Regions from separate parts of the Mus musculus genome. Here regions 1 and 3 are each linked to region 2. Evidence: chromatin loops called from intact Hi-C (ENCODE). Cell type or tissue: heart. All regions are shown on one strand. Region 1 overlaps Cyp46a1 (cytochrome P450, family 46, subfamily a, polypeptide 1). Region 2 overlaps Eml1 (echinoderm microtubule associated protein like 1). Region 3 holds the start of Cyp46a1 (cytochrome P450, family 46, subfamily a, polypeptide 1).

Region 1 (8,000 bases), 130 kb before region 2:
GGGGCCCCAGCTTCCCTAGCTTCTGCCCTGAAGGCTGAAGCGAGCCTGTGGTGAAGGAGGGGCCAGCCTCCAGCTGCCAGGAGGAAGGTACCTCTCAGCACCCGGTCTCAGTCAGTGGCCACTTAGTTGCTGGGTGACTTCAGGTAAGATTCCGAGCCCCGTTGTCTCATCTGTAAAGCAGGGGTCACTGTGGCTGCTACGGGGCTGTGCAGGCAGAGAATGGCACGGCATGGCACACACTGATGGCAGTGGACATAGCATAGTGTCCCCTCTCTTCCTCTTTGAGGTTTTCCAGGGGGGCTATGGAATGCTACACCTATCTAATAGGTAGAAAGGTGCTGTGTTCCAGGTCACCCCTGGGGGGGCTGCAGTGGGTTGGGAGGTGCAAGGGGAACAGCCTGAGAACCAGAGACAGCAGCTCTTTTGCCCGGCAGTTCAGCACCTACGTCATGGGGAGAATGGACACCTACTTTGAAGACCCATTGACTTTCAACCCTGACCGCTTCGGCCCTGGAGCGCCCAAGTAAGTCCCTCATTGAGCTGCTGTGATGGGGTCTGTGGATGAAGCATCATCAATCACGGAGGCCTCTGGACTGAGCTACCCACACCCACAGGCCGTCTAGAGCCCCAGGAGGGGGCTGTGGCCGCCATCACAGCTCAGAGCCAGCAGCTCACTTGCTCTCTTAAGTTCCCTTTCCATTGCTGGGATAAAAACTCTGACAATGTTGGCTTTATCAGGGGGAAAGGGCTTGGCTTAGCTCACCATTTAAGGATGCAGTCCGTCCCTGGTGAAGTCACAGAAGTGGAGGCAGAGAGGACAGGGCATGGCTATGCCAGTCCTTACCTCACCTCTCCATCTTACCCAGGGCATTGCCCAAGATGCCTTGCCTAAAGATCCGGCCACTCACAGTGGGCGGGGCTTCCCACTCAATACTGTGACCAAGATAATGGTCTCCAGGTATGCCTCCTCCCGGCTTCTGGATGCTGCCAAGTTGATGATCAATAGTAACTGTCTCACCTGCCCGAGGGGCAGAGCTCAGCAGTTTTCTGAAGATGGTTCTGCCCCTGGGCCCAGGCTGGTCATGGGAGGGGACAGTGGTGTGGACACCCCACTCCTTGTACTGACCCTGACGGACCTCTCTCCTGCAGGCCACGGTTCACTTACTTTCCCTTTTCCCTGGGCCACCGGTCCTGCATCGGCCAACAGTTTGCTCAGGTAGGGGCTGTGTTGCTTGGAGCTTCCAAGAAATGACTACAGAGTGGGGGCCGGGCTGGGGTGCCTGAGAGGGTGAGGGTGGGGGTGGAGGTGGGGGCTGGGCATGCCTGACAGGAGAACAAGAAGGAAGAGTCTGCATCTGTGCCTCTCCACCGCCTCTCTCTCTCTCTCTGTCCCCCCTTCATCATGTCTTCACTGCCCCCTCCTCCCCCTTCTCTCCTCCTCCTTCCCTCCACACTCCTCCCCAACAGATGGAGGTGAAAGTTGTCATGGCCAAGCTGCTTCAGAGGATCGAGTTCCGGCTAGTGCCTGGGCAGCGCTTTGGGCTGCAAGAGCAGGCTACGCTCAAGCCATTGGACCCCGTGCTGTGCACCCTGAGGCCCCGGGGCTGGCAGCCTGCACCCCCACCCCCACCCTGCTGAGCCCTGGGTAAGGTCAGACTCCTTGGACCAGGGCCTCATTGGCCCCCATTACTGCCCATGGCCACCCACCGGCACCCCTGACCCTTCTGCCACCTTCCACGATGGCTCCTGGCGAGCCCTGTCCCCTCGCCTGCTTCACACCCTCAGTGCTTCCTGTCATCGCTGGCTTTTCAGCTCTTTCTGGTGGGCCCTGCCTGACTCCCAGCTATCACCACAACTACCATCGTCTCTCCCAAACCTCCGAACTTCTGCACTGGCCACACCCTCAAAAGAGACACCCTAACTCTTGCTCACTCCCTAAACTCTTCAAGTGACATGTCCCCCAGGAAGCCCTGTTTGCTTCTCACAGCCAGGCCAGGGTCTCTCCTCTGTGCTCCTACCTCTAACACACTGACCACACTGTATTGTGAATGTTTGCTCATGTGACCAGCTGCCCTGCCAGGCTGTGAGGGCCACAGGGCAGGGTCTGTGTGCACTTTGCCTCTGAGGCCCCTATTGCTCACTAGGGTCTGGAACAGAGTCGATGCCCAATAAACGTGTGTTGACTGCATGAATGTACGGCCACCCAGGCCCCGACCCTTCCCTTTCTTCAGGGTGCAGGGTGGGATGATAAGGCTGATCCCAGGGGGCTGGGACAGCTCTAGACGCTGCCTGCTTACAGATGGTCCTGGAGGTGCCAGACGGCCTCTAGCAGAAACCAGTTTCCTATGCTTAGACTCTCTGCAGCGGGGTGGCATGCGGCTCTGGCATTACAGGAAGGGTCCTGGCATTGAGAGCTTGATTTGAGGTGTGTGTGTGTGTGTGTGTGTGTGTGTGTGTGTGTGTGTGTGTGTGTGTGTGTGTGTATGTGTGTGTGGTTGACCTTGGCACCTATAACTGCCTCATGCCTGCCCTGTGGGCACTGTGTTGTACACAATGACCTAGTCAGAAGGTAGAGGGAGCCCTGGGAGGCTGTGTGCTCTGGGGCCAGTCCAGGAGTCATGGTCCCAGCTCCTCCTTCCCCACTGGGAGCCTGAGTCAGAAACAAACTTCTCTACCTCAGCAAGGCCCCTTCTCCACACCAGGGGAGGGGTAGAACTGTGACAACCTTCAGGATACATTGTCTCCCTTGGTCTTGAGCAGTCTTGAATTTCCTAAGGAATGGATGACATCAAAGCTTAGGGAAGGAGGTGATTTGCTCTGCACAGCCGGGGCCTAGGGTGCAGCTAGGGACAGGGGAGCTTGTGCCTTGGTTCCTGGCCTGTCCCTGCCCCAGCCCAGGTTGTCTTGTACAAGTTCTTTGGTCACAGCTACTGGGCAGGAGTTTGGGGGTGCCTCTGGAGCTACAGGCTGGGTTCCTGTTGTACTCCCTCCTGTCTCTCTCTGGTGGGCTAGCCAGGCTTGGCCTGTGTTTTACAGGCAAAGCCACCCCTGACTTGTCAGTGCCCGTAGCAGCCCTTTTCCATAGCCACTTGGCAGGACACTGTCTCCCATGTTGTCCTCAGCCCTGTCCTGCTTCTGCCCTGCTCTGATTCCACCCCCACCCCAACCCAAGGCACCTCTGAAGCTCACCAGCTATCTTCCCTATGCATGTGGGCCTCCAGTTTCTGCCACTGCTGGGCCTGATCCCACAGGAGAGAGCCCCCCCCCCCCCAGCACCCACACAGAAGGGCTGAGGGTCATTGCCTCTGTGCTGTCAGGGCACAACCTGGCCTATGGAGGACTGGCTTCTTTCAGAAATGTCCAGTTGCCCATGTTAGCATTCGGTGGCTTGGACTGGTAATGGCTGAGCCTGGGCCTTCACCTCCTTCCAGTCTTAAGTCCCCCCAGGGGACAGGACACGGAAAAGTCAAGGTCACAGTCGTGATGGAATTAGGACTCACTCACGGACCTTCATACCTGGTGGCCGGTCACTGCAGGCCTGAGTCGGAGCTCTGTGCTGGAACCTAAAGATCGGAGAGAGGGAGAGGGCAGGAGGACCCTCGGCCAGCTCCTGGAGGGTTGGTGCCCTGCCTCGACCTCATGAACCACTCCCTGCGAGGGGCGGGGCTCTCAGTCCAGCAGAGGTCAAATCCTGACCTTACCTGTCACTGGCTTTGCAGCTTGAACTTCAGTTTCCTCATTCAAAAGGAAGGGCTTCTAACAGGACTCCCTTCTCTGGGCTGGTGGAGCCGTTAGGTGTGATCATGAATGGGGTGGAGTGTGGTGCAAAGTCTGGGGATCCCTTCCTGCTGGCCATTATTAGCATCTTTATTGCTTGCTCCTTGTAGGGGAAGGCAGGCTTAAAGACCTGCAGTCCTCAGAGGAACCACACGGGGCCACTCTGGAGCAGCTCTGGCATGGCCTGCTCATTCACTGTGCCACCAGACCCTGCGCCTTCCACACCCTGCCAGGTGCCTGGGTTTGGGAGGCAGCAGTGTAGGCTCTTGCTGGCCAACAACCTGGCCCTCGGTTTTCAATGCCTCTCCTAGAGATAGACCTGGACTGTCGGATGCTAGGCAGGGGAAACCTTATGTCCAGAGCCAGGTGGAACTCGCAGACCACAGATGGGAATCACTGATCAGAAATGCACAAAGGGGAGAAAGCTGGGTGCAGGCTATCTCATGTTACCTGTGATACCCTCCCCAGGGACTCTGGAGGGTGGCTATCTCCCTGGCTGCCTGCCTCTAGGCAATGGTGACCTTTTCTGAAAATTTCCTCCCTTGTAAACTCAGACACAGGAATGTGGGGGGGACATGGACTCTAAATCTGTGCTCTGCCCTGGCAGGAAGCTTCAAGTATTCATGGTCTTGGGCAGGCAGTTTATATTCCTCCTTCCCCTATACTTGAGACCCTTTAATAGCCAGTCTTTCCAGCTCTTTCCAGGGTGGTTACCTCTACAGGAGGCATGCTGGGACTTCTCACTGGGGGCGCGGGGGGGGGGGGGGGGAGGGGGACGGACGGACCTGTGGGTTTTAATCCTCCAGAGGTGGAGTCCAAAAAGAGGTTGGGGGCTGGCTCACTGGGAAGCACCCACCTTGTTGTGTTCAGCTCCCGACTGTTCCAGGGGAGCTGGGCATGGGTAAGAGTCGGGGAGAGCTGCAACAGGAGGATTACGTCCTTCCAGTTAGCCAGCCAGGTTCCAGGGTCTATCCAGGACCCACCTCTGCTTTTACTCCCTCCTCAGTCCGTGGCTGGGGTTAGCCTGAGCAGAGTCTGTAGCCAAGACCTTTGCTGGCCTTAGTACCAGGGCAAGGACCTGTGTCTGTGTGAGAGACCCCAGGCAGGGGCATTAGTACAGGCAGCCTTGTGGATAGGAACCCTCACCTTCTCCCTGACAGCAACAATTCCTAGCGTGCTTCCTGCAGAGGTAGTCCCTCCGCTTGGGACCTGGAGTGATCCACTCTTAAGGAGCCTCAAGAGGCAGCCACCAACATTGGCATGTTTGGGTTCAACTTCCCTCAAATGTGCATGAGGTCCCAGTTCCATTTATTTATTTATCTATTTATTTATTTGTTTGTTTGTTTTACATGAGTACACTGTAGCTGTCAGACATACCAGAAGAGGACTTTGGATCCCATTACAGATGATTGTGAGTCACTGCTGGGATTTGAACTCAGGACCTCTGGAAGAGCAGTCAGTACTCTTAACCTCTGAGCCATCACTCTAGCTGGAGGTCCCAGTTCTATAGATACATCTTAAGGGGGCTTTCCCTGTCACAGGGCCCAAGGCAGGGTGGGGGCCTCAGCACCCAGGGGCCTTGTCCAGGACAGGAAGCCTTCCCATGAGCCTCTTTCTGTTTTCACCACAAGGTAGAGTTCCTAAGGCCCTAAAGCAGATGTGAGGGTTTTGACATGAGGAGCCGCAGGTTGTCTCTCCTCCCACCAGGGACACTAGAGCAGCCGGCCTGGCCTGTTTGGCCTCTCTCCTGGCCTGGAGCCTGGAGGCCACCCAGGGAGTGTTTTACTTGTACTTGGGGCTGGGCCAGGGAAGCTGGGGTGGGGGTGGGCACGGGGTGTGTGCAGAATTAATTTCCAGAACTGTGCTGGAGCACACAGTGTGTGTGTGTGTGTGTGTGTGTGTGTGTGTGTGTGTGTGTGTCTGTGACTGTGTGTGTGTGTGTGTGTGTATATATATATATATATATATATATATATATGAACCCCATGTATGTGAACCTTTGTGTGTGTAAGCATTTGTGTCTGCTTGGGTCTCACAGTATCTCTGTATGTTCCCATAGTCTCCTCTTTGCATATAAGATGCATGTGAGTCTCCCTGTACGTCTCGTGTGTGTGTGTGTGTGTGTGTCTCAGGCTGTGTGCAGCTGGGTGTGTCTGACCTTATCCTATCTGGAGGAGGTGTCTGTTTGAATTAGAGTTGGTGGAGCACGCGGTAATCACCGCCCAGGTTAGGCTTTAGGCAAGTAGCCTTCCTTCTGTGCTTGGCCCACATACTGAGGCCAGGCCTCCTCTGCAAGGCCACCTGCTCAGGAAGTACTGCTCGGTGCAGACATGGGCCGGTTTTCAGTTCCCACCCACTGAGGTGCCAAGGGAAGCTGTGTATTCCCTCACCCAAAATCAAGGGAGAAGTGTGTTTCTAGAAAGGAGACCCTGGACTCCCAAGGCCTGGCCAGGCATATGACCCATGGGAATGGGAATGCCAGCAGAGGGAAAGAGGATAGGAAGGAGGCATCCTCTCTGATCATGTCACCCAGACTCCAGGCCTAGGGCTGGACCCCACTGATGTCTGGTAAATGTGTGACCCTTTATACCCTATTCTCGTGCAAAGGTCACAACTCCACTGACATCTCTCATCTCACCTGTAACTTTAACTTTTTCAAACTTTATTTTTAATGAAGGTTCTTAAATGCTTTAACCTCCCTTGTAGCCCACCACCCATCAGAGGTAGTGAGGAAGAAAGGATACAGGGGTGGGTGGGAAGTGGACCTGTTTAGAAAGGTTCTTTGGAGCAACTCCCCTCTGTGTTGTCTGGAAATCGGCAGTTCGGTTTACAGGTCAGCAGCGGCAGCTTGATCCACTCACCACACTTCATGGAATCACTAGCAGTCCATTTCGGTAGAATCAGCATAGCAAACACAAATCAGCAGTGGTGGCCCTACACAGCAGAGACAGCCAGGCCTCAGCCTTGGTTCAAGTCAGCAGGAGGGACCTGGAGGAACACCAGGAGAAGTTCTTGCCTGTGCCTCTCAGGGAAGTGAAGATCAGTGAAGACTTGAGACCCACAAGCACTACACAGCTAGCTCTGTAAGCAAGCCAAGCTCTGTCTCCATCACTGTCCATCAAGTTCTTTATATCTTCCCTCCAAACATCACGTGTCCTCCATGGGTCTTGCCTCAGCTGACATCACTCTGCCAGTCAACCCCAGTCCAAGGAAGCGGCAAAAAGGCAAAAAAGCCGGCACACCTCTAGAAGTTTTTTGGTGCATTTTTTCTCTATGGAGTCCTGAGCAATGCAGTTCAACTACGTCCGCAGTGTAAGGCAGACCAATACATGTGTGTCATTAGCAAAGGCTCCTTCATCACGTGACCTTCCGTAGGCTTGCTTTGGCAGAGCATCCTCTCTCCTGTGTCTGCTTCAGCTAAATGTTCCTTCACGAGTCTGCCTTAGTCTTTCACCTGTGTCTGCTTCAGGAAAACACTCTTTCACATGTTTGCCCCAGCAAAACACCATCCGACACAACTGACTTTCCAAAGAATCCTTAAGTTTCCACTTTGCCATCAGCCAATCTCGTGCCACTCTTGAGGTGCCATGAGCTCTTTCTCATGCCAGGCCCTCCTCCTGCTCACCTCTACCCCTGATATTTCCTAGGATTCTGGTGAACAGTCCCTCATAGAATACCCCTCGACCACATGCCCCACCTGCCCTGCCATCCTGACCTCAGCCCCTCCACATGCACCAGCCTGGAGCCTCAGGAGACTGCACAGAGCCTTGTTAGAGCCCTGGGAGTGGCCACCATGCTGTGTCCCCCACCATACTGTGGAAATTGGCACCAGGTGCTTGTGAGTCCTGGGAGCTGGTGGGCTCAGACATGGTCAACTTCAGCATGAACTGGTAGAGGTCCTATTGAACATGTGCAAGTGCTTGCCTTACATGCATATACACACTCCATACATGTAAGGCACATGTATGTACATGTATACGCGATTCCATGGGAGCACATATCCACATCATCACATACATACCCTACATGCCCACCACCAAGCACACGTATACACACATGCACAGCCACCTGCTCACAGATTCTCATACATGCAGTGGGCTCACTCGCATGTTACTATTGACCTCAAAGGCAAGAGAACCAAGTTGTTTTTTTTTTTTTTCTCCTAACACATGTTCTCACAATAAAGAGAACAGGAAGGGGCTTGGAGCCAAGGTCAGGAAGGG
Region 2 (8,000 bases):
AACACTCAATGGCATGCTTAATGCTCAGTAAAGGGCCAGCTATGTTGGGATGGCAGTGCACAGAAAAATAATACATGAAGTATTCCGAAATTCTCAGCCATTTCTTCCTTGTGTGTAACATGAAGGTGATTGACAACTTCTGGTGACTCTGAAGTGACTGCTCCTTTCTTTGGTTTGCCAGGTTTAGTTACATTTGTATGAATGGCCCAGGCCATTGAGTACAACCCAGAGTTTGAAAAAATCTACCCATGATTCAGGGAACAGATGGCCCACGCCATGATCCTCCCAGCTGCCAGCCAGGCCACTAGCAGTACACTGATCGACCGCAGGAGGCGCGAGTTCTGGCTGGAGTCAGTTTGATAGGTGGAAATGCACTGATATCAGGCAGAGAACCTGGGCTCCGCCCTGATCTGTGGATTCAGATGTAATGCATCAGTAGCCAAAATGGTCAGTGTGGTGTCACTCCCCCCCCCGCCCCCCAGTGCAAATAAGCTATGTGCAAGAATGTCACACCAGCGCCTGCATTCCTTAGCAACAGTGAGAACATCTAGAGGACAAATCTGTAGGCTCTATGCAGCTCCTCACTCTTGAGAAGAAAGTGTTTGTCATGTTCCCCGAGTGTCCTCACTTCCTATAAATCAGGTGTGTGCATCTCTCTTATTTAGAGCTGTAGTCTTTATTATGCTTTCTATCTCGTTGCTCCCTGTCCCATTTCCTTTAAAAGGGATTGGTGGAGTCTGGAGTCTTTCCCATGACTTCATACAATCTTCACCTTCCATCTTCGACTGTTTAACATTTAAAAATTCTTTGCCTCTAAGCAGCCTCGGCACTTTTTAACAGCATTTAATCTCTCTACTGACAATGCTTCCATTAGAGATAAAAGCAATGTAGGGCAATGTAATATTTTACTTTATGTAATATTCATGGCAAATGAATATTAATGATTACATAATGAGTCTTGTCACCATGAAGTACTTATTAAATTTAAATAGGGAGTCAGCAATAACATTCTGAAAGAATGCTATGATGTACCCGGTACACTAATCCACTAAGATTTTTTTTTTAACTTTAAAAAAGTTTTATATGAGAAATGGCTACTTTGTTCTAAGTTTATGAGCACAGTTGACATTAGATGTTACCGGAGAAAGTGTCCCCATTCTGGCCTCCGATAGAGATGTATCAACCTTAGAATTAAAATACTATGTGTCCATCTACAGCTTCTGGCAGTGAGTTGCGTTTGTAGAGTAAGAACTCTCAGCCAACTGTTGGAATCTTTGTTACCACATACATATACACTGTCGGTCTTTGGAGTCAACAAATTTGAAGGGAAAAATCAAAGTATTCTCTAAGGCCCAAGCCCTGCTCCTCTGTACAGCCCTGTTGCTTCGCAGCCTGTCCAGGACAGCTGTGCTGGTCTCTCTGGCCTCTCCTCCTTCTTAGAGCTGGGCAGGCCATGGATTTGTCCTTTGGCTGCTTCCTCCAGCTCCTAAAGGCCCAGTTGGTAGCTTCTAACTAGGTAGGCTAGGTACTACTAACCTAGTGATGACCTTTCTCCTTAGCCTCCAGTTCAAGATCTCCTGGCTCCTTATCCTCTCCTTGGCCCTGACAGTACACCTCTTCAGCCCGCCTCTTCTATTTCCCAGCAGAAAAAAATTTTTTTTTCTTCTCTTTTAGAGTTGCTTTATTTCACAAGTTACCTGTTTCTGAAAAAAATCCCAAGAGAGGACTTGAAGGTCCCCTATAGTATCCGTGGCAACACAGGGCTCATGAGACACTTTCCACGTGCCCGAGCAGAACTTGCTGTGTGGCCCAGCTAATGTGACAGTCACAATCCTGCCTCAGTGTTCCAAGTGCTGAGACTGCAGAAATGTGGCACCATATTCTATGCCAACAAGGGTTTTCTCAACCAGCCAGACTAGTTCAGCATTCTTAACAATGCTAAGGCACGCAGTAGGTGCCCAGAAAACATTCATTGAGCAAATATATCTATTCCTCTTAATGAGGATGAAAGACGGTTAAAATGTTGGATCCTGACAGCCACACCCAAGCCTCCATCCCGGCTCTGCCACTTTGTGTTCCATGATTTTAAATCACTAGATTGGGGAATAGGGACTCTTCAGCATCGAAATAGTATGGACCTCACAGGTGTTCCGAGGATTGAGTACCTTCTTCTCCAAAGCATCCTCCACACCAGGCTGGCCTGCAGGTGCCTGTGTACCTAGGACTATTGTTGCTCCGTTCCAAGGTCACAGCCTATGTGTCTCTCTTCTCAGGGACTGCCCAAGTTTTGTTTCTATAGCTGTGATGAAAAGCAACTCTTTCAGTTTACAGTTCCAGGTTAGGGTCTGTCACTCCAGGAAAGTCACAGTGGCAGGAGTGTGAGGAAGTTAAACACACAGGAGCAGAGAGCGTGAGGCTGGAGAGATGGCTCAGCAGCTAAGAACATCTTCTGCTCTTGAAGAGGGCTTAGGTTCTGTTCCCAGCATCCACGTCGTGGGAGTTGGGGCTCATAACCATCTGTACTTCCAGTTCCAGAAGATTCAACACTCTCTTGGCCTCTGTGGGCCACAGGCATACATGCAGGCAACACACCCACAGAGCAGAGAATGCGCCTTCTTCCAGCCCTCTCTGCATTTACACAGCCCAAGACAAGAGGTGCTGCTCATATTGAGGATGGGCTCTCCTCCACTCCTAACTAACCCAATTAAGAAACGTTCTCACAAGCTAACCCAATTCAGACAGTTCCTCAGGGAGATGGTCCCCCCAGGCGATGCTAGATCAATTGAAGTTAACCGTCACAGAAGCATTTGGAGTTCTGTGCCTCCTACCCCAACCTGAAAAGAGAAGAACGAGGTGCTTGGACAATGTCTGTCACCCTACTCGTGCAGCCTACAGCAGGGCTTCACTTGGACCTACTATATGTGTGGCATGATGCAAGGCAGGATGGGAATGGGATGGGCCGAGCGAAGAGATTGATTCACCTTCGCGGGACTTGTTGACAGCACGGAAACAGGCTGACCCTGGTTTCCTCAGTTTCTGTAAGACACAACACAAAGCAATGGGAAAAGAAGGAAAAGGGTTTGGACGTGTAGCTCACTGAGAAAGACACAGCCCTGAACTGATTTAAAAAAAAATGGCGCTCAAATCATCAAAGCACAGCAGGTGGCTTACCTAAACTCAGGCATCACTCTGAGATGTCACCCAGCTGTGGTCTTCCCTCTGGTGCTTCAGAGTCTAGAGTGGGAGTGACAGTGTTTGAACAGACTTTACCTCACCCTACAAGGCTCAGCTGAAGAGCCCCTTTTTTAGCCCCCACCTGAGGTAGGTGTTTTGCAGACAGCCTGTGTCTGCGGTTGTCCATAGCCCTCCTCCATCTTTACCCATTCCCACCCATGACCTCCCTTGGGCTCTAAGAGAGCAGGGACACTGTCCTTTCTTAGTCTCTGGCCCTGCAGCACTTTGCAGAGTGCAGGAAACACGAAAACCTCCCACTAAGCATTCCTTGAATGCATGAAATTACATTTAAAAAATAAATAAATAAATCTAGAACTGTTTAAGAAACTGGTAAGGAGCGCCACCTAGAGGCTGATTACTAGCACCACACTTTAGCCTTAGTGTTTGTGCTGGAGTCCTAGTTAAATCTCCAGTCCCTTAAAGTGGCTTCTTGTGGGTGACATTGGTTAGGCGGGAAGTCATTGGCAGCAGTGTGAAGGCACTTTGTCCTGTCTTGCTCAGTCCTGAAGTGGTTCTGTCCGTTTTGTGGATGAAGAAGCAAAGCAGCCTGTGTCCCCTGGTGAGCTGCATTGCATAGCTTTGATCTATGGAACACAGACACTCCAGTAGCCCTTGATGCCTCTCCCACCACGACTTTTGGCTTTTGTGCCCACCTGTGTCAGTTGCTCCTAGAAGCCATTCCCTCTTCTCAGATTCCTGGAGACCTGAGCATCCCGTGGGGAATTCCCCTGTGGACTTCCTCTTCTTGGAGGACCATTGTCTATAGGTGTGTGTGTGTGTGTGTGTGTGTGTGTGTGTGTGTGTGTGTGTGCGTGCACACGCGCACGCTCACCTGCATGGACATGTATGCGAGCCAAAGGTTAATATCAGTTGTCTTCTTCGATCAGTCTGTCTCCCCCAGACTCCTCCCCCACCTGCACAGCCTTTCTGTGTGGGTGCTGGGGATCTGGACCCTGGTCCTCAGGCTTGTGTGGCAGTCACTTTAATGACCTAGACACCTCCCCAGCACCTGAAACTGCATTTTCCTTTTTCTGGACACCGCACAGAATCACGGGATTCAAGGTTTGGGCATCTTTTTGCCTTTGTGACTGTCAGCATGAGGCAAAGAATCCTGGTGTCTTTTGGCTTCCTGTCTGGCTCCAGCATCCCGTTCCTATGACCGCAGGAGGTTTGCCTTGCTGTCTTTTTTTTTTTTTTTTTTTTTTTTTGCCTTTCCCTCACCTTTCTTCCCACTGCCTGTGAGCCAATGCATAAGTGACATGGAATCGGGACTCCGGCTTCCGCAGGGCACACAGATCACAAGACTGTCAATCATGCTCTGACAGAGGGGACAAGCCAGGTGAGCCACAGAAAGACAGCTATTTTAAGTGTGACAGAAAGCTGAAGCCACTGTATACTGGGCTCAAACAAAGCAAGAAAAGGGAAAAGGGGGCAGGCCCCCCTCAAGGGACAGGCCCACACTGCATTTTTGGCAGAGTGTCAGAAGGAAAACACTTGGCTTTATAGGAAGAGGGGACTCATTAAAGGCCCAGAGTGAGCTGGCTGACGGGTCACATTCCTAAAGATCCAGACAAAGGGGACCCCACACTCCCACACATCCCTTTCCATAGACCTTCAGGGAGTGCCCAGGGCAGACTGGAGAGGAATGTGGGTGAGTGTAGCAAGAGACGTTCTGAGGCACACCAGGTCATCTGTGGTGTGTGAGGAGAGAAGCAGCCTCAGGCCTTGCCCCTGGTGCCAGGCGGTGGCCGCCCCCTGTTCTGCCCTGGAGATGCAACTGTAAGCAGGATGAAGATGCTGTATTCGTGGGCCTTTCTGCTCAGTGGAGAAACAAAATAAAACAGGGCTCAAAGTGCTATAGACAAAAATAAGCCAGGGTGGGGTAGGAGTGTGGACTGTGGGGAGCGGGGCCTGAGGGAAGACTGCAGTGTTGACTGGACGCCCAAGAAGGCCTCACAGGAAGTGGCCACTAGCCTAGACCCAAGCAGCAGTCTTGTGTCTTCTGCAGGCTGGTGTCCAGGAGGAGGGTTAGGGAGCCAATGCGAATACTGGGGTGCTCCAGGCAAGGGCACAGAACAGCAGTTACAGGCTGGAAACCAGAGCTACTTACCCAAGGGGTTAGAAACAGCTTGCCTGGGGCTGTATAGCCTCAAAGGAACCCTAGAATTTAGATCGGAAGGCCAAACAGAGTTTTTACAGTTCCGTGTCCCTTGGCCACACTTCAGAGTTTAGAAAGTTTTGCCAACAGCAAATTCTGCTGTGTTTTTCAGCCAGGCTTGTTTGAGCCTCACCACCCACTCCACACAGGCTCGGAGTGGCCTGGACATCAAGGGAAGCAAGGGATCATATCCCTGATACAGCGTGGGCTGAAGGATGACTTCCGGCAGAGGTGCTTTTCATTGCATTTCAAGTTAGAACTGAGGAGAAAAGGGGTGACTTCAGGGAGATGGGATTTTAGGGAGATGGCTCACTTAGAAAGCCTGCCATACCAGACAATGTGCAGGCTAGTTTTATGTCAGCCTGACCCCAAGCTAGAGTCATTTGGGACGAAGGAAACTCAGTTGAGGAAATGCCCCCACCAGATTCTGTGGGCAAGCCTGTGGGGCATTTTCTTGATAGGTGCTTGATGTGGGCGGGCCCAGCTCCCTGTGGGTGGGGCCACCTCTGGACTGGTGATCCTGGGTGCTTTAAGAAAGCAGACTGAGAAAATCAATCGTGAGGCATCAACTGTAAACAGCACCTCTCCAGGTGCTGCATCATCTCCTGCCTTCCGGTCCCTGCTCTGAGTCTCTGCCTTGACTTCCCTCAGTGATACATTGTAACTTCAGAGTTGTAAGCTAAAATAAATCTTCATCCCCAAGTTGCTTTGGGTCACAGTGTTTCGTCACAGCAACAGTAACCCTAACTAAAACACACAAAGACTTGAGTTCTGAGTTTAGATTCCCAAAACTCATAAAAAGAACTGGGACATAGTGGAATCTGTGCCTGTAACCATAGAACTAGGGAGGGCAGAGACTAAGAGATCCCTGAAGCTCATAGGTCGATGGGCCTCGTCAGATCAATGAGTTCAGTGAGAGATTCTGTCTCAGGAAAAAATACAAAAAGGTGACGAACTATCCTGGACTACCCAGCCTGACCCTACCTGCCCTTGGGGGCTGGAGGTGAGTCAGGGAGCAGGTGAGAAACGCCTCCGCAAGCTCATCTGAACACGCCCTCCACCTGCGCCCCATTGGTCCCGAGAAAGCATCTCTTCTAAACAGCAGCTCCTGATTGGCTGGCATTGTCTGCACCAGCAATCCTTGTTCTCTCAGGCAGTCTTCAATCAGGTCCTCCAGCAGGAGATACTTCTGCGGCTGCTCCAGCCCAGCGTTTACATAGGGGTGGCCCCACCACAGCTCCTGCTAGAGAGAAAGATCTAGAAAAGTCACTTGACATTTGCCTTTGGCCAATACACACACACACACACACACACACACACTCACACACAATACACAAACACACGCACACGTACAGCATAGGCACCTAGCTAACAAGTATATGCACAGATGTGCATGCATAAATAAAGAAGTGATATTAGCAATGTATCTGCTTTTTTTTTTCTTTTTTAATTCAAGCAACCAAAGATTATATCTCTAGCAGCATTTAAGGGGTGATTAAAGTGACCCCACAGGAGTGGCATATTCAAATGTCCTACATATCAGATATCAACATTAGCAAAATTACACTTATGAAGTAGCAACAAACTAATTTTATGGGGTGGGGGAAATCACCACAACATGGGGAACTGTATTAAAGGGTCACAGCATCAGGAAGGTCGAGAACCACTGGATAAACCAGTGTTCCTTGTGCCTGTGGTTTCCTTTCTTCTGATTTATTTCCTAGCTTAAGGCTGGGAGACCTAGCATAGCTGAGCAGTGCGGGGCAAACAGCTGGAATCTCCGGCTGGGGTGCAAGGAGTGGCTCACGTTCCTGCCCTCTCTGAGAGTCTGTGTCTGGTGTGTCTCTCTAATCCAACCTCTTGACCGTAACCCATTAATGATCACGGTGCCCCATGACCTGATCTCGTGGGGTCATCTCAGCACTGCTGCCGTGGACCAAGCTTCCAGCTGGTGGCCCTTTAGGTCAACTATAGCAGTCTCTGGGCTCTTGTCACCTCCCCACTGGCGGCTGTCCCAGGGGGGTCCCCCATTGAGAAGAAGTGGGTGGCCACTTCTCTGGGGCCACACACTCTTTTTGTTTCTCATCTGTTGCCTCCCTCACAAGCTCTGCTTGCTCTAAGAAGGACTGTGGTCCAACTGAGGCATTTTCTTCTTTGATTTCCCAGGCATGGTCATAGGTTGTCACTGTCTGTTTTGTGATGGGCACCCAAGATGTCTGTGCTCAGCAGTGACATTCCCTTATGGGCGGCCTCTGTTCTACCCTTCTGTCATCCTTAGAACAGTTACCATACAAGAGATGTGCCAACAAAGTCCAGACCCACAAGTTCTTTCATCAAGACTTGGATGACTTTTAAAAAATTAACCAATGTATACAGTATTACGCTTTATTATGGCATTCGCAAATAAAATTTGTTTCAACTTAAAAATTTAAGTTAAATTTAATTCTATGTGTATGAGAATTTTGCCTGCATGTACACCTGTGCACCATAAAGAAAGAGTGTTGGATCCTGGGAACTGGAGTGAGTTAGAGATGGCTTGGCCCGGCCCGTCATGTGGGTGCTGAGAACTGAACCTGGGTCCTCTAAAAGAAGAGATGGGGGCTGGAGA
Region 3 (8,000 bases), 160 kb before region 2:
TAAAAAAAATTACTGAACTGTTAAGAAAATGACACAAAAAAAGGGGAAATATCATTTTCTGCAAATCTATGCAGCCCCAAGGTGGAGCAGCTGGGGAGCCTGTGCTGTCTGCATCTCTGCAGTGCAGTTCCTGGAGGGGCACAGCGTGTCTACACCGTCTATCCTGGCTCTTGATAGGAGGGGGAGGTTTGGGTGTGGAGGACGGTGCACTGGGCAGGTGCACTTGGTGTGCCAGGACTGGCTGGGAAACTCCTTTCAATCTTCAGTTCCCAAGGCGCCTGTGCCCACCTCTTATACACATTAAACTAGACGGGGGTGGGTCCTAGTCCTCGCTGTGTGACCGGACAACAGTCAGTCACTTAACTCCTCTGAGCCTTATGGGTAAATGGAGGTAACCAACAGGATTTACATACACACAAAGATCAAGGTAGCATCATAGATGTGCATTCCATGAAGTGAGAGATTAGTAGTGACTTGGTGACATCCAAGTTGGCACCTGTGTTAGACAGGGAGGTGCGCCATGTGGAGGGACTGTCACTGAGGTGTCATGGGAAGAAGCGGGCAAAAAGGAGAAACGTGAGCCCTTTTTTAAGCCCCACTAAAAAATGTTAGCACACGGAGAACTATTCCAGCTGGGCATTGGACCTCTCACCCACTTCGTGGAGGAGAACTAGCCTTTATGCAGAACTGGCTGCATGCCAGATACCTCTGCTGTTAGATCATGTCATCCTGCCCCCAACACTCCCAACGTCACCATCCCTCTCTCCATCCCCACAGTGGCTGTACATCGATGTCCAGGGCTTTGGAGAACTGAGATCCATTTCTCAGTGCTTCCCCCATCCTTATCTTTCCTCAGGCGGTACCTCTAGATCCCCTTTGCTACATGCCCTCAGTAGTTCCTGCTGGGAAATGGTACGCATGGAGGGATGCCCTGCCTAGTTTTTAATGTCAGGTTAACACTAGCTAGAGTCATTCGAGAAATGGGAACCTCAGTTGAGAAGATACACCCACCACATTGGCATGTGGGAAATGCCTGTGGGGCATTTTCTTGAGGAATGATTGACGAGGAAGGGTCCAGCCCACTGTGGTGGTGCCATCTATGGCTCAGTGGTCCTGGATGGTATAACAGAGCAGGCTGAACAAACCACCAAAGGGAAGCGGCAGGGAGCAAGCCAGTAAGCAGTGCTCCTCCATGGCCTCAACATCAGTTCTTGTCTCCAGGTTCCTGATTTGAGCTCTTGCTCTGACTTCCCTGGATGAGGAACTAGAGGATGTAAGTTTAAATAAACGCTTTTCTCCTGAAGTTGCTTTTGGTCATGGTGTTTTGTCATAGCGATACAAACCCTAGCTAAGACAGGGAACATCTACAGCGGTAGTTGGCAGAAGCATCGTGTAAGGCATTTTCTCAATTAGTGAGCAAGGGTTCTATAAGAAAGCAAGCTGAGCAAGCCAGGGAAAGCAAGCCAGTAAGGAGCATCCCTCCATGGCCTCTGCATCAGCTCCTGCTTCCTGACCTGTTTGAGTTCCAGCCCTGACTTCTTTTGGTGATGAACAGCAACGTGGAAGTAAAAGTTGAATAAATCCTTTCCTCCCTAACTTGCTACTTGGTCATGATGTTTGTGTGGGAATAGAAATTCTGACTAAGAAATGATGCATTCAGGAGACAGACGAATCTCTCAGTTAGTTCCAGGCCAGCCTGGTCTACAGCCAAGGCTACACACACACACACACACACACAAACCCTGTCTCAAACAAACAAATAAACAAACTATATTCTATGTGTATTGATGTTTTACATACATGCATGTGTGTGCACCACTCATGTGCCTGGTGTCTTCTGGGGCCAGAGAGGGCATCAGAACCTCAGGGACTGGAGTTACAGATGGTTATGAGCCACCATGTAGGTGCTGGGAATCAAACCTGGGTCCTCTAGAAGAGCAGCCAGTGCTCTTAACTGCCAATCAATCTCTCTAGTCCATCTTCATTTTGATATATTTTATTTAATCTAACATATTCAAAATATTTTAACATGCAGCCAATATAAAATGCCAGGGCTGGAGAGACGACTCTGTGGGTAAAGTTTTGACCCCAGAATGCACATAAAAATACACAAATACTTGATAAAAACATTAATGACAGTAACTTTTATGGGGTTTGTTGTGGTGGTGCACATGTGAAATTCCAGCAATGGTAAGATGGGAGTTGGAGCTCAGCAAGCCCATGGGAGATCACTGGCAAGCTAGCCTAGGCTAGTTCCAGGCCAAAGAGGGACCCTGTCTCTGAAAATAAGAAGCAGCTAAGAACCGACAGCTACAGCTGTGTTTTTTGATCTCCAAGTGCATGGGCACCTCCGCCACATACATAGGGCTGGAGAGGTGACTCAGCAGTTAAGAGTTCTTACTGCACAATGATCCCAGTGCCCACCTAACACACCGTTCACATCTGTAACCTCAGCTCCAAGAGGGAATGGAGACAGGATTGCTGGCCATTGCTGAATTCTAGCCTAGAAGAGAAAATCTGAGTCCCAGGTTCAGGGAGAGACTCTGTCTCAAAGGAAGAGGTGGTGAGAGCAAGAGAGTATTTGATACCCTTTTCTGTCACACAAGCACGCGCGCGCACACACGCACACATACAAACACACACCACTTGCTAATAAATTTTGGTTATTAACTTTCTGGGACATAGGGTCTGCATGAGCAGCAGCTTGTGTCGCACAGCTAACTATAGGAGAGTTAGTTAGGAGCGTCATGGGCATGGAGACACAAACAGAGTGGATGTGGGATCTGGGACAGGATGCCACTGACACACTCCAGCCAGGAAGAGGGGCAGAAAGGGTGGGGTGAGGGGCCCTGCCAAGCCAGAGGTCACTAGAGTTGCCTGATGTGTCAGAGAATATTATTACCTTTCCCTTTCCTTAGTCTGTCCTGTGTGGAGCATCTCAGACTGTGCCCAGAGTCCATTGGAATCAGGCCTTGCCTCCAGGGAGTCTCTCTCTGTTCTGAGTCCTGACACAAAGTTAAGTCCACACAGCTTAGGATATCTGCTAAGCTCAGGGTGAGGGGTCATAACACCCTCCTAAAGTGACCATGCCATGCTTCTCTGCTCTGCACACCACCCTCCCAGTATTGGAAATTGAACCCAGGACCTTGTATTGTGTGTTTACAAACAAGCACCTTACCACTAAGCCAGATTGCTAACCCTTAAAAAAAAAGAAAAAAGAAAAAAAATTAGGACAGGGTCTTAAGTTGCTCAGACTAGCCTTGAACTCTGAAGGCCTAAAATATTTTATTTTTGAGACAGGGTTTCTGTATAGTCTTGGCCTGGTCTGCCTTCCCAGTGCTGAGATTCAAGGTGTGTATCACCCACCATATCCACCTAGCCTCGAACTTTTGATCCTTTCTCCTGTGAGCACCACGATGCCCCACGGTCTTTGCTGTCTACTCTCTTTAACTCGCCTAAAAGCACGCAAGAAGTCTACACCCTCCTCGCAGTCTCATGCCTTCATCTCCTCTCAATTCAGGAGCTTTCACAAATGGCTAAACTAAACTGGCTGACCTTCCTCTGCCCCCAAGCAGGGCCACGGGAGGTCCCTGTTGCGCACATGCGACTGCCGCTCGCTACCACACGGGGGCGCGGTGGCAAGCCACATCCCCCTAATGCCACTCAGAGGCCAGTCCCCGGTTGGATGCTTGGCTTCCCGTCTTGTTCAGGCTGAGGTGGCCTCTCCAGACCGAAATCAAGCACAGCTCCTAAAGCTCTCCCCGTCACCTGCAGCTCACGGATCCCTGATATGTCCCTCCCGGGGGCTGGTCCTGTATACCCGGAAATGTAGGCACACGGTCCACACTTTTTTCCTGTTTTTCTGTCTTCAGACCCCTCCAGGACCTAACCAAGGTCTCGGAGTAGTCAGAAACCGACCTTCTCTCGAGGTCTTCAGAGCCCCCACTCCCCAATCCCGAGGCTCTTTATCTAGTCAAGGAGAGCGCACATCTGGCCCTCCCATCCACTGCAGGCCTATCTGAGCGTCCCCCACGGGAACTGAAACTCGGAAGTGAGGAGCACTTTGCGCTTCCACCGGGTGAGAAGGCGGAGCACAGCCCAGCACATTCCTATGGACCATCACCCATACTCAGGATTATGGTTTTCCCGGGCCCAGGAACTCCTGCATCCTGCTAGGATCTTGTCCTCCGCCTCCGGGCGGACGCTGGCACACAGCGGGCGCAAGGCTTGCACCGACCTGCAATGAAGGCGCAGCGCGAGGACATTTGGGATTGACTAACTTTGGGGCGCTAAGGTTTCAGGGAGATGTTTGAGAACAGTCAGCGCAAGACGGGGATTGGAGGGCTGGGAAAGGGTTTTCAGAAGGTTTGCACGAGAAAGGAAGAGGCCTGGCACTGCACGCGGAGAGACAGTTGGCGAGGCCAAAGGGGCGGAGCCAGCGGACGGGATTTGCGCCGCCGCCTGGGCAGCTTGCGCCCAGGAAGCGAGGTTGCCAGGACAACGCGTTCTGGGCGGGGCGACTTCGGGGTGGAGTCTGAGCTCAAGAGAGGGTAGAAGGGGCGTGGCCTCAAAGTCTGAGCCAAAAGCCAGGTTGTGATTGGTGAATACTTATCGCTCTGGGCGGGAACGGCGTGGCGGCTGGGGCTGGGCCTCAAAGAGGGCGTGGCCGTGCGGGGGCGGGTCCTGAGAGCTAGGGCTGGAGGCGGAGACGTGGTTGGCGGGTCCGCGTGCCCGGGGCGGGGTCGAGCCAGCGGGGGCGGAGCCGAGCGGCGGGGGCGGTGCTGGTGAGCGCGGGGCCTGGGGCCGAGGCGGCGCGCAGCGCTGACAGCTAGTCGGTCGCAGCCTCCGGCCCCCTCTGCACCGGCGCCGACCACGAGCCATGAGCCCCGGGCTGCTGCTGCTCGGCAGCGCCGTCCTGCTCGCCTTCGGCCTCTGCTGCACCTTCGTGCATCGCGCTCGCAGCCGCTATGAGCACATCCCCGGGCCGCCGCGGCCCAGGTGAGCGGGGGGTGGGGGCGGGGGCCTGGCTGGGGCTCTCGATCGCGGGGTCTGGGGACCGCGTCAGAGCCAGCGCCCAGGACGGGGGTCCAGCCTCGTCTTGTACGCACGGCCAGCCCGGAGACGCAGGCCCGGAGAGGGGCGCTAACTATTCTTAGTAACAAATTACTCACAGCCGCAGCAGCTGCTGGGCGCCCACCGCGCTTGGCTGGGCCGCACAAATGTGTCGGCAGCTACAGTCCTGTCAGGTAAGCGCTGCTGTTACCCCATCGTTCAGACCTGCAGACTGAGGCGCACGCGGGGAAGTCACCTGCCAAGGTCACACAGTTGGTAAGCCTAGATTTAAACCCAGGTTAGGCTGCTTTCGAAGTGGACGCTGCTAACTTTAGGACTTGGACAGGGCCAACCTGTCCAAATACTGAACACTGTACTCCCGTCACGTTTTTCTGTTTCTGTGTTTCTGTCCTGGGACATTCCATTTGTCCTCAGTATTTCCATTCCGTTTTTGGCCACTTTACCAATGGCTCCCATCAAAAGCTTACCTTTCTTTTCCTTTTCTTTCTTATTCCTTTTCTCACCCCCCCCCCTTTTTTTTTGGAGACAAGGTTTCTCTTCAAAACCCTGGATGTTCTGGAACTCACTATAGACCAGGCTGACCTCAAAACTCACAGAGAGATCTGCCTGTCTCTGCCTCCTGAGTGCTGGGATTAAAGGCCTGTGCCACTATACCTGGCAAGAGCTTTTTGAAGCTTAGAGTAGATGTGTAATGAAAGTGTCCCAAGGGCTTCCCATCACTTCAGAGTTGAAAAATCCCGTTTCACATGAACCATACCACACAGCTAGCAAGCTACTACTAAGTTCACAGGCAACTTAGTACCTGTCCCCTCTTGCCCCCTTTGCATACTACGGTTGCCCTAAGCCTGCCTGTCCCCTACATCTCTCCATTGGCTCTCCCCATTCACCTTCTCTGGCCTGTGAGTGGTATTTTCTTGTTCTCATATCAAACAGGCTGTCCCAATCCCTCTATGTGAAGCCTGCCCAGCCCCGGTAATTTTAAGGCTACCCCTGGAGTCACCTTTTTTCCCACCTGTTGATTGCCCCATGCTAAAATGTGAGCCCAAATAGGGCAGAGATGTTGGGTTTGCTTGTGTCATACCTCCAGGGCCTGGCATGTTGCACTTAATTGCTCAATAAATAAATATCTGTTGAATGAATAAATAAATAAGCAAAGGTATTAGACACATTTCTTAAAGACCTCTGGATATGAACATTCTGGAAGGTACCATCTCCAGTACAGCAGCCTGAATTCCTGTTTGTGGACCCGAGTGACCCCTGTGGCTGGAGACATGGGGAGGCCACTCTTCTCTCCCTTGTGTCTCTGCCCTCCTTTTGACCTTGGGGGTCTCCCTTGGACACCCCCCCCCTTGCCTTGTTTAGCACTTACAACTTTCACTCCTCCTAAACAGGCCTTCTCCAGGACTGCATGGCTTGGCTTAAGGCTATGCTAACTCCTTAGGGAGGGGGCCCTTCTGTTGGACCTATAGCCCCTTAAGTCACCGTGCCACCTCTTGTTAAGTGTTTGTCTCAGTCACTGTGGTAGCCTTGATGTCTCTCCCAGCAGAATCTGGCACATGCACAAATTCCAAGTTGGATGGTGGAATTTCTAGGTTCTGTCTCCAAGCCATCCATCCACAGTTTAGAAGTGAGCAAGCATCTATTGTTCTGACAATGTCTTCTAAACCTATGGGCTTTGGACCTTTCAGACCTGATTGGAGAAGGCAGGGCTGCTCACTTTCTCTGAAAGGAAGGAAGGAAGGAAGAATAAAAAGACGAAAGAAAAGGATATAATGTGCATACTTTTAAAATCTACCCTTTGAAAGTGTTTAGCTGAGCTACAGAGTTGCATAACCATCAGCAGTAATTCTAGAACGTTTCTTTCACCCCCAAGAAGAAATCCTGTATCCATTGTCAAGAACGCCCTGTCTGCCTGCCCAGGCATCCCTAGCACTGGTCTGCATCTGTCTCCATGGGTGGCCTGTACTAGATACTTCATATGAATGGAGGCTTACAACCTGGAGCCCTTTGTGTCTGCCTTCTTTCACTTAGGACAATGTTTTAAGGGCCATCTGTCTTAGTTTGCTTCTACTGTTGCTATAATAAAACACCATGACCAAAGGGAATTTGGGGAGAAAGGGGTTTACTTCACTTTGCAGGCTACAGTTCATCATCTGGGGAAATCAAGGCAGGAACTTGGAAACAGGGACCTGGAAATGGGAACTGATGCAGAGGCCATGGAGGGTGCTGCTATCTGGCTTGCTCCCCATGGCCCACTCAGCCTGCTTTCTTATACAACCCAGAACCACCTGCGTAGGGATGGCACTGCCCACAGTGGGATGGGTCCTCCTGTATCAATTACTAATCAGGACTGCCTATAGGCCACTTTGTTGGAAGCATTTTCTCAATTGAGGTTCCTTCTTCTCAGAGGACCCTAGCTTGTGTTAGGTTGACAAAAACCAGACAAAAACAACCCTGAGTCTGTCTGTCCTGTGTTGTCATTCTCTCCATCTCTTACACCAGAGTCTGCCTGTGACTTCCAGGTGTGTTGAACAGTGTGAGGAGGCTCAGGTTCCTTAGTAGGTGAACTGAACAATACATAAATCCAGAGATTTGGATTTAAACTGGATTGGTGGTTAAATATAAAATGACTAAAGGAAAGTTCTGGAACATCTTCTAGCACAAATGAGAGGCCCTGGCGTTCAAAGCCCGGACTCATAAAACTGTGGTTGGTAGGAAGCCTATGTAACAGCATCAGTTCCTTCAGTGCTCTAGGGCTGTGCCAGCTTGCGAGCAAGGAGCCCTTTGCCTGCAAGGGGCAGCTGCTGCACCCCACCCTGGCCTCCATCCTCCTTCTCTGCAGGAGGCCCTCCCCCAATATGCCTTCTCTGCTTTAAGTTCAGCATCCTATTGCGTTGATCCATGCAATAGCTGAAGACTCAAGCCCC

Evidence for each region. Peaks named below come from ENCODE experiments on the same cell type or tissue, not always from the same donor. Only the 100,000 strongest peaks of a DNase experiment are listed, where the experiment ranks them.
Region 1: it touches region 2 in a loop (5-fold over the local background); 34 of 42 quality-filtered maps call a loop at or near these places.
Region 3: a loop joins it to region 2, with 6 times the contacts of the local background. A loop is called at or near these places in 19 of 42 quality-filtered maps.

The regions. Positions count from the first base shown.
Region 1 is chr12:108,360,047-108,368,046 of GRCm38, forward strand. It overlaps Cyp46a1 (cytochrome P450, family 46, subfamily a, polypeptide 1), which reads left to right. Exons shown (of 15, transcript NM_010010.2): 13 at 435-523; 14 at 1,150-1,216; 15 at 1,468-2,188. The coding sequence ends at 1,638. Among named protein-coding and RNA genes, the nearest start is that of Cyp46a1, 30 kb to the left of the region's middle. In heart, CTCF peaks have their summits at 3,933 and 5,480; DNase peaks (open chromatin) are centred at 3,935, 5,505 and 6,055; H3K27ac peaks cover 822 bases; H3K27me3 peaks cover 999 bases.
Region 2 is chr12:108,490,840-108,498,839 of GRCm38, forward strand. The region is part of intron 4 of Eml1 (echinoderm microtubule associated protein like 1); the gene reads left to right. Among named protein-coding and RNA genes, the nearest start is that of Evl, 60 kb to the right of the region's middle. In heart, CTCF peaks have their summits at 328 and 3,585 (motif pointing left); a DNase peak (open chromatin) is centred at 5,212; H3K27ac peaks cover 1,502 bases.
Region 3 is chr12:108,329,567-108,337,566 of GRCm38, forward strand. Cyp46a1 (cytochrome P450, family 46, subfamily a, polypeptide 1) reads left to right here and starts at 4,750. Exons shown (of 15, transcript NM_010010.2): 1 at 4,750-4,998. The coding sequence starts at 4,880. In heart, a CTCF peak has its summit at 4,454; DNase peaks (open chromatin) are centred at 3,635, 4,055 and 4,625; H3K4me3 peaks cover 2,111 bases; H3K27ac peaks cover 1,501 bases; H3K27me3 peaks cover 3,918 bases.